Linked DNA regions of Homo sapiens: region 1 is linked to region 2. Evidence: read pairs that join two places in POLR2A ChIA-PET (ENCODE). Cell type or tissue: IMR-90. All regions are shown on one strand.

What was found. Peaks named below come from ENCODE experiments on the same cell type or tissue, not always from the same donor. Only the 100,000 strongest peaks of a DNase experiment are listed, where the experiment ranks them.
Region 1: POLR2A ChIA-PET joins it to region 2 with 12 read pairs; 3 of 35 experiments call an interaction of 5 or more read pairs at or near these places.

The regions. Positions count from the first base shown.
Region 1 is chr6:14,213,351-14,221,350 of GRCh38, forward strand. No RefSeq gene overlaps it. Among named protein-coding and RNA genes, the nearest start is that of LINC01108, 68 kb to the right of the region's middle. In IMR-90, no CTCF peak of the experiment used is centred here; a DNase peak (open chromatin) is centred at 3,771.
Region 2 is chr6:14,599,557-14,607,556 of GRCh38, forward strand. LOC101928354 (a long non-coding RNA gene) reads right to left here. Exons shown (of 4, transcript XR_241980.4): 3 at 75-132. Among named protein-coding and RNA genes, the nearest start is that of LINC01108, 320 kb to the left of the region's middle. In IMR-90, no CTCF peak of the experiment used is centred here; no DNase peak of the experiment used is centred here.

The sequences.
Region 1 (8,000 bases), 390 kb before region 2:
GGATCCAGGAAGCAGGAACAAACACTGACTGGGTCCCCGTCCCAGCCACATGCTTCCAGACCTAAGCCAGCCTCCAGGTGTTGGAAGGAGGAGAGAAGTACTGATTTGAATGAGGTGGTCACGTTTCTCAGTTTGATTGGACTATATTTTGTAATAGTTGAAAAATGAGACAGTTTATGAGATTAACCAGGAAAGCCGGTCAATGAGATTTCATTCTGCCATAGGGGATAATATAAAAATACGGATAATAGCAAACATTGACATCACATTTAGTGTCTTACATCTCTTAACTTATTAATTAGGTTTGTGTGCTTCACCAACTCTTATAATTCCCATTGCATAATTGAGGAGGCTGAAGGCCAGAGAGGTTAAGAAATTCATCAAGGTCCACAACTGGTAAATGGCAAAACTGGGATTTGAATCCAGGCTTCAGTGTCTAGTTGTGGAATTGAAATGCTTCCCCATCGCTGAATCCTTATTTCCATTCTTAACCAAACCTCGCCTGACTTCAAGCCCTAACTCCAACCTCCCCAGCTCAGAAGCATCCTTGGCTGTGTCAGCTGAAGGAGCCTCCCCTACTGTCCTGTGCTTTCAGGGGCGCAGTCGTGGCTGCAGAGTGGCCGTCCTCTTAGACAGTGGGGGCATCTTTTGTGGAATCATGTTCAGAACCTGCAGCACATCTGTTAAATATGTTCGATCCTGGAAACTGCTCTTTTGATGGTGGATAGGATGTTTGGAGCCATCCAGACACCACTTGGAGTCCAGTGAAAAAGCCAGCAATCAAGCTTTGAGAAACCATTTTTGGTAAAATGAAATAGGATGCACTCTAACTGAATGAGACTGCTTTTCTTCTATGGCTTAAAAGATGGAACTAAATGTAATTCCCAAAAAAAGTCCCCCAAAAAGTGTGTCTTGGCAGCCTTACTGGAAAGCATGTATTCCAAGGGATCTATGCAGGGTAAAACTCATTTGCAAGTATCTGTTCTTTTTATTTTTAATCGATTTTTCTAATCATGCTCATCATTGTACTCAGCTTTCATTTATTTATGTTCTTTCTGTACAACTAGATTACGAAATTGTGAGGAAGGAGACTGTATCTTCTTTTTCTTTTCTTTTCTTTTTTTTTTTTTTTTTGAGACAGGGTCTCGCTCTGTCACCCAGGCTGGAGTGCAGTGGTGGGATTACAGCTCACTGCAGCCTCGACCTCCTTGGCTCAACCAATTCTCCCATCTTAGCCTCCCCAGGAGCCGGACTACAGGCATACACCACCACGGCTGGCTAATTTTTGTTATTTCTTTGTATAGATGGGATCTCACCATGTTGCCCAGGCTGTTCTTAAACTCCTGGGCTCAAGCAATCCGCCTGCCTCAGCCTCCCAAAGTGCGTAGCCTGGACTGTATCTTTTATGTTTCTCATTCCTTTTTACAACTTGGCGACTTGTACATAATAAGTACAAAATAAGTATGTTTTCATTAGACTGGCAAAAATTGGGGAAACTTTCTATCCAAGCAGAATGAAGAGGGTGATTCCAGCCATGCAGATGAGCTGAGGTCCAAGGCTGAAGAGAAGGTGCAATGCTGGAGTAACGTGAGGAACACTCGGCCTACTTGGCTAGAGCATCTCACGGGGGCAGAGGTTACTTAGTGGGATCATGGGAGATAGATTAGAAAGGGATGTTTTATGGCAGATTAGATGCTAATCCTCTATGCTAGTGGTTTCAATTTTTATTATCATTAAGATTTTCCCCTGCTCCCTCTTCCCTGCCTCAAAATTCCCCAAACCATATATAGGAACACCATTTGTAAAGCAGATAAAAGCAAAAGGGCTCTGGTTAAAATCATGGGGGAGGGACCCGGGTATGACTTCCTCCATGTGGTTCCCCATACACACAAGCCAGGGACCTCTGAGGAATCCTGGGGCTCTTCCAAAGCAATTTGAACCACTGGTGTGGACGCTGGGAAACACTGGATGGCAAGTTCCTTTTGTCTGTCTGTCCACATGTAGCCCCTGGCTTCCTGACAGTCCTCCATCAGTATCTGGTTCTCACAGTGTCACATCTCAACTCTCCCGGGAGTGTTTTGGAGCCACCGTCCCTGTGGCAGGCTCTACACATAGCCATTCCTCTTTCTTCTTTGCTAATAGAATCCAACTTTAGTTAGGGCAGCCAAGTACTCAGTGACGTGGTGACTGACCTAAGGCAAGGATTGGCCAAACCCAGCAGCTAACTCTTTTGGTAAATAAAGTTTTGTTGGAACCCAGACATGTTCATTTGCTTCCTTAGCACCTGTGGCTACTTTTGTGCTATAGCAGCAGGGTTGGGTGGTAGTGAGAGAGACTGTATGGCCTCCTAAATTCTTTGCTATCTGGCCCTTTGCAGAAAAAGTTTGAAGACCCCTGGTCTAAGGCAACCATGGCAATCCATTCTCCTTTGCTGAGATTGGGGGTAGTCATATAACCATTTTTGACCAAGGAAAGGTAAGGTAAATTCTGATGGAAGCGTCTGAGAAATATTTCCCTCCCTGATAAGAGAGAGGAACACGAGGAGAACGTTCTTTTTGTCTCCTCTCTTCCATTCTGTCATATGAGGATGTGCTGTCTGGAGCTGTGGCAGCCATCTGATGATCATGAGGGATAATACATGAGAGCCTGATTCCTTGATGGCATCATTCAGTTACCAAATCTACCTTTGGACCATCTACTTTCAAACTGTTTGTTGAGTAAACGATAAAAATCCTGATGGTTTAAGCAATTCTTCACTGGGTTTTTGTTAGTTGCAGCTGAATGTGGAATAACTAGGGCATTTGTTTAAAAACCTAATAGCAAAAGACAAGAGTGTTCTTGTTCAAGTTGTGTCACGGAATGAAACATAGGAAATCTAGTAGATAATAATGATGATGATGAAAGCTAGCATGCCAGTCACTAAACCAAGTACTCTACAATCCTTTTATGATCACAAAACCCAATGGAGACACTATTGTCATTATCTCCATTTTACAGATGGGGAAAGTGAGCTTTAGAGAAGTTTAACAATTCGCTCAGTTCCACAGTTAAGCACCAGAGCTCAAGTTCGCACCCACGTGTGTTGACTTCAAAAGCCAAGCGCCTATCTGTTGTTTGACACTGCCATTTCTGACAACAGATCCGAATTCAAATCTCAACTCAGCCACATGGAAGGCAAGTTACTTAATCTTCTTAAGCCCCAATTTTCCCACAATAATGTGGAGATATTACCTTCCTTTAAGACAAAATGCTGCCACTACCGTGACTGAAACATGGTGTTTCATTGTTTTTTGCTTCTGTGCTTGTTTCTTTAGCAGGGACTGGATGGCTGGAAGTTAGCTATAGGAGTAACCAAGAGGTGCAAAAGAAAGTAGCAAGGGAAGTGAAAATAGACTCCAGTGAGCAGAGAAAGGCATACCAGCTCCTGATAAATTAAAGGAGGCTGCCGCCGGTCCTGGAGCGGGGTTCAATGAGAAGAACGCATGGTACGGAGAGAGCCACGAGGCTCACTCCTCACGAGTATGCATTGTGTTTGACCAAGAACTTGGTGACTTTATGGTCAGGTGTGGCCTGAGAGCACTTTCTAGTCCATTGTCCTGTTTCAAGGAGCTTTGAAAAATTGTAAGGAACTGAACAGAAAGGAATTGCTTGAGTTGTTGGTATGATTCACTTTTGTGTAAAACTGAGCCACTGTGCAGAAGTGAGTGTTTTTCAAAGTGAGGTCACGGATGCCTATGAACATTTCGCATGTCGGTATTTTCCTCGCTGTGGTAAGGCCCTTTACTCATGATGAATGGAAATCTGAAGACTCGTAGGAAGGGTCAGAGATTACCTTTGTGGCTGTTAGCTCTATTTGAGCAGTTTCCTCTCTGAGCATTCCTGTACAGTTTTTAATGGAGGAGAATAATCAAGACCAGCCCGCTCAAAGAGCTTATGAAAAATAGATGAAATTTAGAGTTTAAAATCCAGATTTAATTGTTAGGCTTACTTTTAAAAGAGAGCAAGAAAAACGACCCCAATGGCTTATTATATAACATCCAGATGTTCGGCATCAGCCAGACCAGATGAGGGATGACTTTTTCACTTTTCATCTGGATGCTTTGGCCTCTCTATAGACACAGCGAAAGAGGGCGGTTATATAAGAAGCTTGCTGGAGTGGCCTTGTCCTCATTCTCAACTTGCCCTTCAGGAGACCCATAAACATTCAGCTGCATTTTTAAGCTTAGATGCGATAGATTCTTAATGAATGCATTCCTTAGACCTAGCGTGGGCTTGAGAAGCTTCTGGAAATCATTCGATCTGATCATTGGCTCCAAGTAGACAAAGTACTGAATGAGAGAAATTTTCCCTTCTCATTCAAATGTTTGAGGCTCAGGTAGACCTAGACTGGCTTTATCGTAAAGGAGCTAATATAACATATCTAACATATCATTAAAATATGTTTGTGGGCTTTTAAAAAGTGACAGCTGCTCTTCAGAGTGATAGACAGGTGTCCACATTTCAGCTTTCTTTGTTTGTCACTGTGTGTGTTTGTTCTTACCAGTAATGCCTGGGAAGGGCGGCAAACACTGTTGTGCTTGGATACGAAAACCAAGGCCTGATTAGCGTAAGCGTTTGTTGAAAAAGCATTTTCTCTGCACACTAATCTCTACATATCCTGTGGGGAAATCCTTTCAATCCCGTACCTGATAAATAAATCTGGCAAGTGAATAAACACTCTCAAGTCTCTTTCTGGTACATAATTCCACCTGTTCTGTGAGTTCTGCCGGCCTCTGAGCTCGGGCAGTGTTGTGTACCTTTCAGACCGACCTGGAACAAAGCTGGCCGAGGAAAAGCAATGTTTGCTGTGACCCTGCCCATCACTGAGCACTCAACAGCCTTTCACAAGAACCAAGCGGGTGTTCAGGGCTACTGTGGACTTCTTGGATTATGGTAGATATTATTTGGTGCTTTTGTTGACCTTGAACCCTCCACTAGGCATTGGCTAATACTGCTGATCAGAAACATCATGCTCCTTTTCCTTCTGATTTTCCACCAAAGAATAGGGGCGCTGGGGCTGCTGCAAAGATCCTTTTTGAAAGTGAAAGTCAGGTCTCAGTGCTAACATGCTCTCTTTAATGCCCATGCAGTCTCCCTACTCTTCTGCAGGAGTCTTGGGCTGCCTCTCCACTGCACTTCCTACATAACTATGTTATGTGATTATAGTGTGGGATCATGGGGGCAGGGATTATGTCTTTTTGGTTTTGTAAAGACAACAGGCTGGCACATTCATTATTAATTAACTTTATTAATAATTACTTAATGCTAAGTGAATGAACTTTAGTGCTTGCTAAGTCTGTGTGTTTATTTGTGTGAGACATTACCAGAGAATGACAGGCCCTATTAAATTACGATTTTATTTACAAATGAATTAGAAAAATTTTCTTAAGGCTTTGATAAGATCCTTAAAAACGACAAAAGGTTTGATGGGCACCCATAGTAACAGGGCACACTACCCCAGCACCATCTAAATAATTATCTTCCATATCCGAGACAGGGCGTGCAAAGAGGACCCCTAAGATATACCCACGGTTCTCTAGAGGTACACGTGCACACGTTGAGAATGCCTTTACAAACCCTAAAGGATTCAAGTTCACTGCCCAATGCGTGGAATCAGGCACATATGCATGATGTTGAAACAAGTGTTAAGATGATACTGGTAAAAGGGGTAGACAGGTTATTTGATAGCTTATCAACAAAAGAGCTTCTCTTTGTTCTCTCTTGCTGTGTAACAAATTACCCCCAAACCTAGTGATTTAGTACAACAAACCTTTATTATCTCACAATTTCTGTGGTTGAGGAATCTGGGAGCTGCTTAGCTGGTGATTCTGGCTCAGGGTCTCTCATGATGTTGCTGTCAGGAGGGTCAACAGGGGCTGCAGTCATCTGAGGGCTTGACTGGGACTGGAAGACCTACTTTCAAGATGGCTCACTCACATGGCTATTGGCAGGAGGCCTCAGTTCCTCATGACCTGGGTCTCTCCCTAGGCTTCTTAAGTGTCCTTATGATGTGGCAGTTCATTTTTGCTGTAGTAAATTATCCAAGAAAAGGACCAAGAAGGACACCACAATGCCTTTTATGATTTACTTTCCAAAGTTACATACCATCTTGTCTTTTGAGGACATATTTTAAATCCATCAGAGCTGTTGCTTTGATGCGATTTGACAGGTATGTTTTGAGCACTAACCGGCCTTTCCAGATGTGCTTGTTAAATATGTAAATCCTGCTTGCTCTGCACTTTGGAGGGAGTCCACACAGACTTGCCCAATATGAGAAACAGGTTGTCTGAAAATCAGGACCTGTGGTTCAGAGTGTTTGACTTTGTAACTTCTACTCTTAAACCATTTTTGTTTTCTCTGTCTGCAGCATGGAGAGAGTTCTCCCTGAAATCCACTTCAATCTCTCTGAAGAATAATAACAATAGCACTTACTATTAGCTGTGTTAAGTGCTTCATGAATGCCAATTCATTAAATGCTCACAACCACTCTATGAATTAGATATTCGTGTCATCATCTGTATTTTGCAATGGGGATACTGAGAGATGAAATAATTTTCCCAGGGTCACCCAGCCGGTAAATGGTAGCACTAGGATTTGAGCCCAGAGACTTGGCTTTAGAGTCTGGACATCGACTTCCTTCATTGTGTTACAATACAGTGTCTGAACCTTCAGATGGGCTCCTGTGCAGCATCTACTTTCAGTCAGTCCATCTTGAAAAAAAAAGACTCTACAAAGTAAGAAGAGATTGAATTCTGGCATTTATTACCACCACCAATGGGCCTCCCACCACCTCCCCATCATCATACTGCTCTCTGGGTTCTAGAAATAGTTCCCTTTCCCGCCCCTTCAGGCCTGTGGATAATAACAACTCCCATTTGTGGTGGACAGAATGATGTGTCCCCCAAAGATGTCCCCTAAACCTGTGATTGTGTTACCTGACATGGCAAAAGGGACTTTGCAGCTGTAGTTAAAAACCTTGAGAAGACAGTATCCTGAATTAGCCAAGTGTAAGGGAGGAAAAGTTTCTTTTCCTCACCCATTTTAGGCTCACTGACTGGGACCTCTGTAACAAAAGATAGATTTACAAGAAAAAAAAAAAGCATACAAGTCTATTTAATATAATTTTTATGTGACATGGGGACCTTTACAAGGAAATGAAGACCCCCGAGAAACAGTTAAACTCCAGTGTTTTTTTGTTTTGTTTTGTTTTTTTGATACGAGTCTCAGTCACCCAGGTTGGAGTGCAGTGGCACAATCTCGGCTCACTGCCACTTCCGCCTCCTGGGTTCAAGCGATTCTCCTGCCTCAGCCTTCTGAGTAGCTGGGATTACAGGGACACACCACCACACCCGGCTAATTTGTATATATTTTAGTACAGAAGGGGTTTTTCCATGTTGGCCAGCGTGATCTCAATCTCCTGACCTCCTGATCCACTTGCCTCGGCCTCCCAAAGTGCTGGGATGAACCATCACACCTGGCCAAACCCGAGTGTTTTTACAGTAGGCTTGAAGAAGAATGGAGAGTCGTGGAAAAATATGATTGAGGGAAAACAAAAGGAGTATAAGCTCAGGGTGAGAAACTGGGGGAGCAGCAAGACCCATTTGCTCAGATTCCTCTGAGTGTCCCTCATCTTGGAGATAAGGATGCCGTCTTCCTCTAAGTGTAAGGAGGGCTCCTCTCACATGAGGTTCTTATGACCTGCCCCAGGGGAGAAGGGCAGGGGGAGTCAGAGAGACCTTCCTGCACCTGCTATTTCTGAAATTCTTTTGGCTTAAAATATTCACTCTGCACTGGTGCCCTATTGTAGGGTAGAGTGTCTTGAGCCCCATTACAGGTGTCCTTGATAAGGATCCCTATAGGGGAAAGAGGAAGGGAGGGGAGTGGGAGTTGGAGAGAGGTGTGAAGATGCTCTGTGGCTGGCTTCCGAGGTGGAGAAGGGGATCTTGAGCCAAAGAAAGGAG
Region 2 (8,000 bases):
TCCATTTCATCCCACTCTCCCCCACTCCTGCCATAATGTCTTCTTTTGGGTGAAGGAAAGCCACACCACCTTACCTCCGGTGCCAGAACAGTGATGGCAACACCATTCCAAGGGAAGTGGGTAGTCCTGGACCTGTTGGGAGACAGCAGCAGGAACTCAATGTGGATTCTGAGGAAGGAGAGGTGGGGAGGTGGAGGGGGGTCCCCAGCACAGGCTTAACCTCAACCGAGCTCCATGAACATGAGACGCCATGAGATGCTCCAAGAGCAGTAGAGAGGCCAGTCGACACCAGGGGCTGATTGAGGCTGCTACCAATGACATGGGGCTCCTACCCATTACAATCTGCAGTATTAATGGAAATGTGACCTCATCACTGGGTGACAAGTACCTAAGACATACCAGTGCTTTTCACCAATGAATTCAAGAGCCTCTACCCTCAAGGACTTTCCAGTATAATAAAAGAGGCAGACAGATAAATAATTACAATACAGTATGAGAAGTGCTCTCACAAAAATAGCTGCTAAGAGGAAAGATGGCACAAAGGTATCGTAGAGTAATACTCACTAGAAGGTGGCACTAAGCAGACAGGGCTATGGAGGATTCTTCCCCTGTGGCTGAAAGCATGAACCCATTTGGGTTTCTCCCAGGAAAATTTCCAGGTGATCAAATTTTAGATTTTAGTATTTTCAGAAAAATTAAGACTAGTACTATGGGTAGAGAAATGAAGGAGACCATCTTTACCAGATGGTGCTTTTGACTTCAGAGTGCCATGAACGTGTTAAAGTTCTAAATTTCTTTTCAAGAATCATTATGTCAGTATGTTCAATTCTTTGCCTTCTACTTTTAAACTTAACTTCCTCATAAAGCAACCTTTTTCGATTACCTGCTCCACCCTGACTCATTCTGATTACCTGCTGTGTCATAACCGTTTTTCCCGCCAAACCACTCACCCCGTCACTCTCTTTAAATTAGTCAATCGGAATTAGTTTAGCCTGTGTGGTCTAACCCTAGCCAATAGGGGAACGACACAGAAGCAGAGGTCAATTGCATCAGGGATAAGAAACCCTTCCTCTCCTTTATCCAAGTGTGTGCTCACCATTGCTCCATCTGTAAGAGCGCACCCTTCTATAGAAGTAACTTGCCTTGCTGAGAATTAAAAAGAAAATTTTATATTCAAGTGCTATTTCTTTTGTAGCACCGAAACTTTATTTATAACAAAAGCATGAGTTTGCAGTTGTTACCACAGAAAATAAAAATCCACGTAAGTCGAGGTATATTATCTTTGTGTTTATTTTTTAGTGTTATGCCAATATTATTAATATTATTACTTTTGTGGGGGAGGAGTATATTTTGCATTACAATCCCTGAAAAACAAGGAGCCACCAAAGGGAGTAGTGGAGGCGTCTTCATCACATAGTGTAAATGCCATCCTTTGAGTGTAGCAGGAAGGTGGGCACAGATGATCAGAGAAGCGCTCCAGAAGACAAGAGATGTCGGCAAACTTTGTTTTCCTTTTTCTTCTCTCTGGTCCAAATGATGTATTGGATTCCTATGCCTATTTTCCCCTTCTGGGAAAGTTAAAAAGAAAAACTTCTTCTGGATATCTGTGGCTCTTCCCCCTCAGAAAAGCCAAACAGGCTTGAGGAGCTAAAACGTGGTGCTTTTCCTGATGCCTTTGGAAGGTCACTTCTGGACCTACCTCCAGAAACCGCTCTACCCTTTTCCAAAGCTGCCTTAACGGGGCGGCTTTTCCAGTATCCAGGTGGGTTCATCATCTCCGTACACCAACCACTTGCTAATGATAAGGAGCACAATTAGATTAGTTTTGTGGAGGCAAGAATCGATATCCCGGTGTATGTGGAGCCTATTAGACATTGCTAATTAGAGCTCTCAGACATTAATCAAATACCACGTATGGGGCTAATCAGCCAATTCGGGCAGTATAAAAATCTATAATGTCCCAAGTCTCTCCTTGAATGTTCCAACCTGGTTCACCTTGAAACCTGACCTGAAGACAGAAATCCCTGCCGGAGGTCTGCAACAACTGGGCTAGGAGGCTGTGCCGTTTCACAGCTCCTGAGCCTTCTGGAGCAGGAGGCCGACGTGATGTCATCAGGCTCCTTCTTAAACAAACACAGGCTCCATCCTGCAGCCTTGACACCCTTTTCATTGACTCTGTGGCAGCTGTGGCTCTGTGCCAGCTGCAGGCTGGACCCAGAGAGGCAGACCAGCACCCCAGGCCTGAACGATAAATAAAACTAAATGCTAACTAATATATTATTCATGTAATAGCCCAATTGCCCATCATGCTACGTACTTGTATTCATACAATTATTCCTGTGTGTTTAAATAATGAATGTTAGGTTTGTGTTTACTAACACAAATCACTGATTAATCTGTATTCAAGTCAAACACTGCCTTATAGGAACACTTTGAAATACTGTACTAGATCAGTGTTCGCCTACTAAATTTAGGGATAGTTGCTATAATGTTAATTCTATAGCATGTGATTGAGTTCTTTAATTTGACAAAATCTATTGGATAAACTGAGCTTGAATAAAGAGTCTGTTGATAATGCCGGGCAAATCCAGATGTGATTTAAGATTTATGGAACGTGTTAGAAATATTTTCAAACACCTATGTCCTTAATTCCTGATTCCTTAATGCTTCTGAATGTTACCTTGTAAAAACCTATTTTTTTTTGCCCAATAAGCTCTTTCGAGGTCCCCATAATCTCCTTTAAAAAGATATTTTGCTAAAAGCCACAACATGTGTTCGTGCTATCATTATAATTTTCCTTCAGAAATAGTAAGCTTTCAATGAATTCCATTCCCAGAAGTTCATATGAGAGTTGAGATTCACAGCCTCCAAGAACTGGTCAGTTTTTAGGCTCTAAAGAAGCATGTTCTTCCAACCACTGTTAGCAGTGAAACAGAAATGCAGTTCCTAAGATTGAATTATAGGATACTGAACAGTACTGGAGGAAAGAGTCACATAATATAGGAAAAATAAGCATGGGATCAAATCTTGACTTGAATCCTGATTCACAACATCCTAGTTGTATGATTTGGATGCGTGTTTAATATCTCTGAGCCTCCAAGATGAGGACAGTAATGCCAAAGGTCATAGGTGGTTCTGAAATTGATAGGAGGTAATACATATGAGAGCACTTGGGAGAATGTCTCTCTGCAACCACACAGCCAGTAGATGCTGGTTCTCTTGGCCTCTTCCCTTAATTCTGATTTTATATATTATGATGTTCTAGAAAGCAGGAACTGCATCTTCTGCATCTTTGTACCCTCGGCACCTGGCACTTTGGGGGCACAGAGTTTATTCAATAGCTCATAATTGAGCCACAATGAATCAACAGAAAAGTCACTGAGAAGATATTTTTGGGGACATGTAAATGTTTCTTTACCTTCCTTCCCAAAAGTCAATATCGGATAGAATCTCCAAGAAAGTAATTTCCAGAAATCAGAGGAATAGTTCAGAGGAGCCAGAGCATATTTCTTGATATGGTTTTGATTTGTGTCCCCACCCAAATCTCACGTCTAAGTGTAAATCCCCATTGTTGGAAGAGGGGACTGGTGGGAGGTGATTGGATAATGGGGGCAAATTTCCCCCTTGCTGTTCTCATGATAGTAGTGAGTTCTCAGGAGAACTTGTTGTTTAAAAGTATGTAGCATCTCCCCCTTCTCTCTCTTCCTCCTGCTCCAGCCATGTAGGACGTGCTGGCTTCCCCTTTGCCTTCTGCCATGATTATAAGTTTCCTGAGGCCTCCCCAGCCATGCTTCTTGTACAGCCTACAGAACCATGAGCCAATTAAACCTCTTTTCTTTATAAATTACCCAACCTCAGGTATTTCTTGATAGCAGTGCAAGGACAGACAAGTACATCTCTCCTATAATTTCTGGCTTTGAAGAGTGTGGTTATTGAAAAAAATTTATCTCTTGTACTTCTTCCTTTCAAAATTTTGGGGATATCCATGCATGGAAAATGTAAGGCAGGGAAGAGAACATAAATATGACAGGTTTCCCAAATATTTATTCTAAGAACTAAAAGCTATGGGTAGACCATTGGGGAAAATACAAAAGTGGAGTATGGAACACAGATGTTGGAAGAAGGGCACAGCTTACAAACCTTTTAAGCAAGGGATGTTATTAATATCTGATATGATTCTCAAGATACACATATCAAGTGGGAAGCACTTCAGTTAGATTCCTTGAGTTTGGATCAGAAATACACCACGAGCTTCTGCTTAATTCAAGTCTGAAGAGGACTAATAAAAGTGCCATGTCCCTGCAAAGCATCTTCGCCACCAAAAGGCAGTGTACCCATAAAAAGGGCCAGCAGTGAACTATCAGAAGCTTACCTAAGGCTAGGTGTGGTGGCTCATGCCTGTAATCCGAGAACCTTGGGAGGCCAAGGCAGGTGGATCATCTGAGGTCGGGAGTTCAAGAACAGACTGGCTAACATGGTGAAGCCCTGTCTCTACTAAAAATACAAAAATAGCTGGGCATGGTGGCGAGCACCTGTAATTCCAGCTACTTGGGAAGCTGAGACAGGGGAATCGCTTGAACTCGGGAGGCAGAGGTTGCAGTGAGCCCAGGTCTCACAACTGCACTCCAGCCTGGTCAACAAGAGTAAAACTCTGTGTCAAACAAACAAACAAAAAAAGAAGCTTACGTAAGAGACTGGCCTTAGAACAGGGGCATAAAATACAATTGAGACCATGTCTTTCTAATTAAAAACAGTATTTTTACTTCTTAAAACAAGCAATTTCAGTACAACATAATTTTTTAAATTGGCTTCTAACATTTATAGTGTCTGCAAGTCATAATGATTTGAAATCAAATTCCAAATCAAATTTGAAAAACTTTACAAAATTTAGATGATATGTCAATTATTTATCATGGTATTATTTAGCATTTTCCTATCCCCAACCAAACCCCACTGTGACACTTCTTTGCATGCAAATTGGCAAGAAAGACGGCCCACCACAAAGCGTTCGCCTGCCAACTTCTACATTACTGATGGTCTCAAATGAATTGTCATTTTTTCACAATGATTCTTAATTTAGTTAATGATAAGTCTTTATATTAAATTTGAATAACTGTATCATCTCTTTCCATGTGTGGAATTATCAGGAATTAACTCTCAATTCTGAAAATACTAGGAGACCCCCGATAAGCTATGGCCTCTTCCAGAAATTCTAGAGTGGTAGAAATGTTACCAAGCCACGTCAGAGACGACCTGGCAGCTAAGCCCTTGCTACAGTGGTTGTTCCCACATTATTCAAATGGATATGGGCTCTGCAAGTCACTTTGTGTTCCAGAAGAAAAACAACAGATGCTGATGCACAGGAAGCAGAAATGGTTGAATTTTTCCATAAAATCTAAACCTCTGAATTCATGGTTTTATTCTGAAACACCTTGTCCAGTGTTGTCCCTGTCATGACTCTCTCTTCATTAGACTCCATCATCCCAAGCCAATTCATATATACGACCCAAATTTCCTGTAATGAGGGACTGCTGATACACAAACACTGCACAGCTGTGTTAAGTCTCAAGTTATTGAATTAGGTTGGCATAACTTTAAATATTAAATAAGCTTCCCAGCCCCTAGTTATTGTCACTCACTACGGGAGACACATGTCATCTTATCTGCCCAACATCATTTCTCCTTGTCTGAGAACAGCACCTCTTTTTCCTTTGGATAATTATCCGTCAATCCTTGTATTGCTGGGGTACCTAAGGAGAAAATGGCCCCCCAAGAACGGCCAGCAGAGATCTTCCCTAAATTTTATATGTGGACACTGAGAGGAAGGTAATCTTTTTCTCTGAGCATCACTATCTGGCTTTATGAAGCCTGGAGTTCTCTCCCCCTACCCAACCTTGGCCATCTGAAGGTCAGCCAAAAAGATCAGTCGAGGATGAGACCTAATGACATCATCTAAATCCCTGGATCCAGCCATGTCTGAAGCCAACTCAAGCTCTAGACTTGAAAATTACATAGGCCAATACTAGAACTTTTGTAATTTAAACACAAAATTTCTAACACATGCTTATGTTTTAGTCGACAGATCCACCTTTAGTCTCCTTTAAATTGTTACTCAACACTTTGCCCACCCACAAAGCTGAGTTGAAAATGTTATTCCTACATACCTAAATCCCTACAGAATATAGATCTTTTCTTCTCTTGGAAACATATCCACCCAATTTTATTTCATGATAAAAGTGTTTTCCTCACCTATTTAGCTGCCATTTGCAGGGATCAAACCCCTTAGAATGCTCTTGTGAACTTTTCTTTTCATTAAGGCACTGGGTCCTTGCTTCTCTCCCCTGGTCTAAATGTACTGTCTGGATTTTCCCTTCCATTCCTCACTCTGCTGTTCTTATTTTCTGTCTTTGCTGCCTTTTCTTTTAAGGTATTCCTCGAGCAGGGGTAATTAACCCATTTATGCTGGAGGTTGCAAATTTTTTGTGTGAAAAATCAGACCTCGGCAATGACCTTGAGCAGTAGGATATAAATGACTCCCACACGCTTAGCGTTCCACTAATGGAACACTAGGCATAAATGAGTTAATGAGATGCACAGATTGTCCATTAATGGGCTTCAGGGATGTCTCAACGTCTCTTGAAATTATATGCAAGTTTTACATGAAAATCCATGTGTATGTATATTAGCTATCAATAGCTGTGTAACGAATCACCCTATAATTTAGCAGCTTAAAACAATCAACGTTTATTATTTCACAGTTTCTGCGGGCCAGAAATCCAGGTGTGGCTCCCCTGATGCCTCTGCCTCTTACAAGGAGCAATCAAGGTGTCCGTCAGGGACTTGTGTCACATCCGAAAGCTCTGCTGAAGGAAAACCCAGTGTTGAGCTCCTTCGTGCAGCTGCTGGCAGGATTCAGTTTCTCAAAGGTTGTTAGCTGGGGACCTACTGGTTCCTTGCCACATGTGCGTCTCCCTAGGCAGCTCACAGTGTGGCAGCTGGCTTTCCCCAGAAGGAGCCAAGAAACAAGACAGATGCCACAGTCCTTTTGTAATGGAATCTCAGCAGGGACATCCCATCTCTTTTGCTGTATTCTATTGATCAGAAGCCATTACTAGGCCCCACCCACACTCAAGGGAAGGAGATGACACGGAGGTATGAATCTCAGGAGGCAGGGCCCACTATAGAGGCTGTCTACCCAAATACATTTTGAAAAGGAAGAGGACCCATATCTTTTATCGTATCGTTAAACTTCTGAATCAACATTTGTATTATTTGTTCCTGTCTCAACCATCAGTTTCACCCAAAAAGTCTTCTAGGTATATTTTCACAAAACAGGTCACTAGATACCGCTCTGTGACTGAAGCTAGAGTTAACTTTCCCCTTCACACAGTCACTATATATATATGATGAAAAGATCCTATGCTATCACATGCCCCCATCAAACACACACACACACACACACACTCGCAAATCTTAGACCATGGTCACCTAATGAGAAATGGAGTGTTCTGACCAACAGGACAAGAATCTGTCTTGTAGAACATTGTTTCTCATAATTTTTGGTTTCAGGGCCCCCTTTACACTCTTAAAAATCATCAAAGACCTTCAAAGACTTATTTTTATGTAGGCTATATCTATTGATGTATCTGTGTTAAAAATAAAAACTGAAGAATGTTTAAAATATTTATATTTTTTAAAAATAACAACCTCATTATATACTAACACAAACATTTTCATGCAAAATAAAAACTTTTTTTAAAAACAAAGAAATTAGCAACAGTGGCAGTGTTTTACATTTTTAGAAATCTCTAATGTCTGGCTTAATAGAAGACAGCTGGATTCTCATATCTGTTTCTGCACCCAAACTTTATAAGATGTTGTTTTGGTGGAATTAGATGAAGAAAATCTGGCCTCATACAGTCACATAGACGTATCACTGTGAAAAGCAGAAGTATTTTAAAAGCCTTTTCCTGTAATTGTATATTTTTTTGATGCTACAC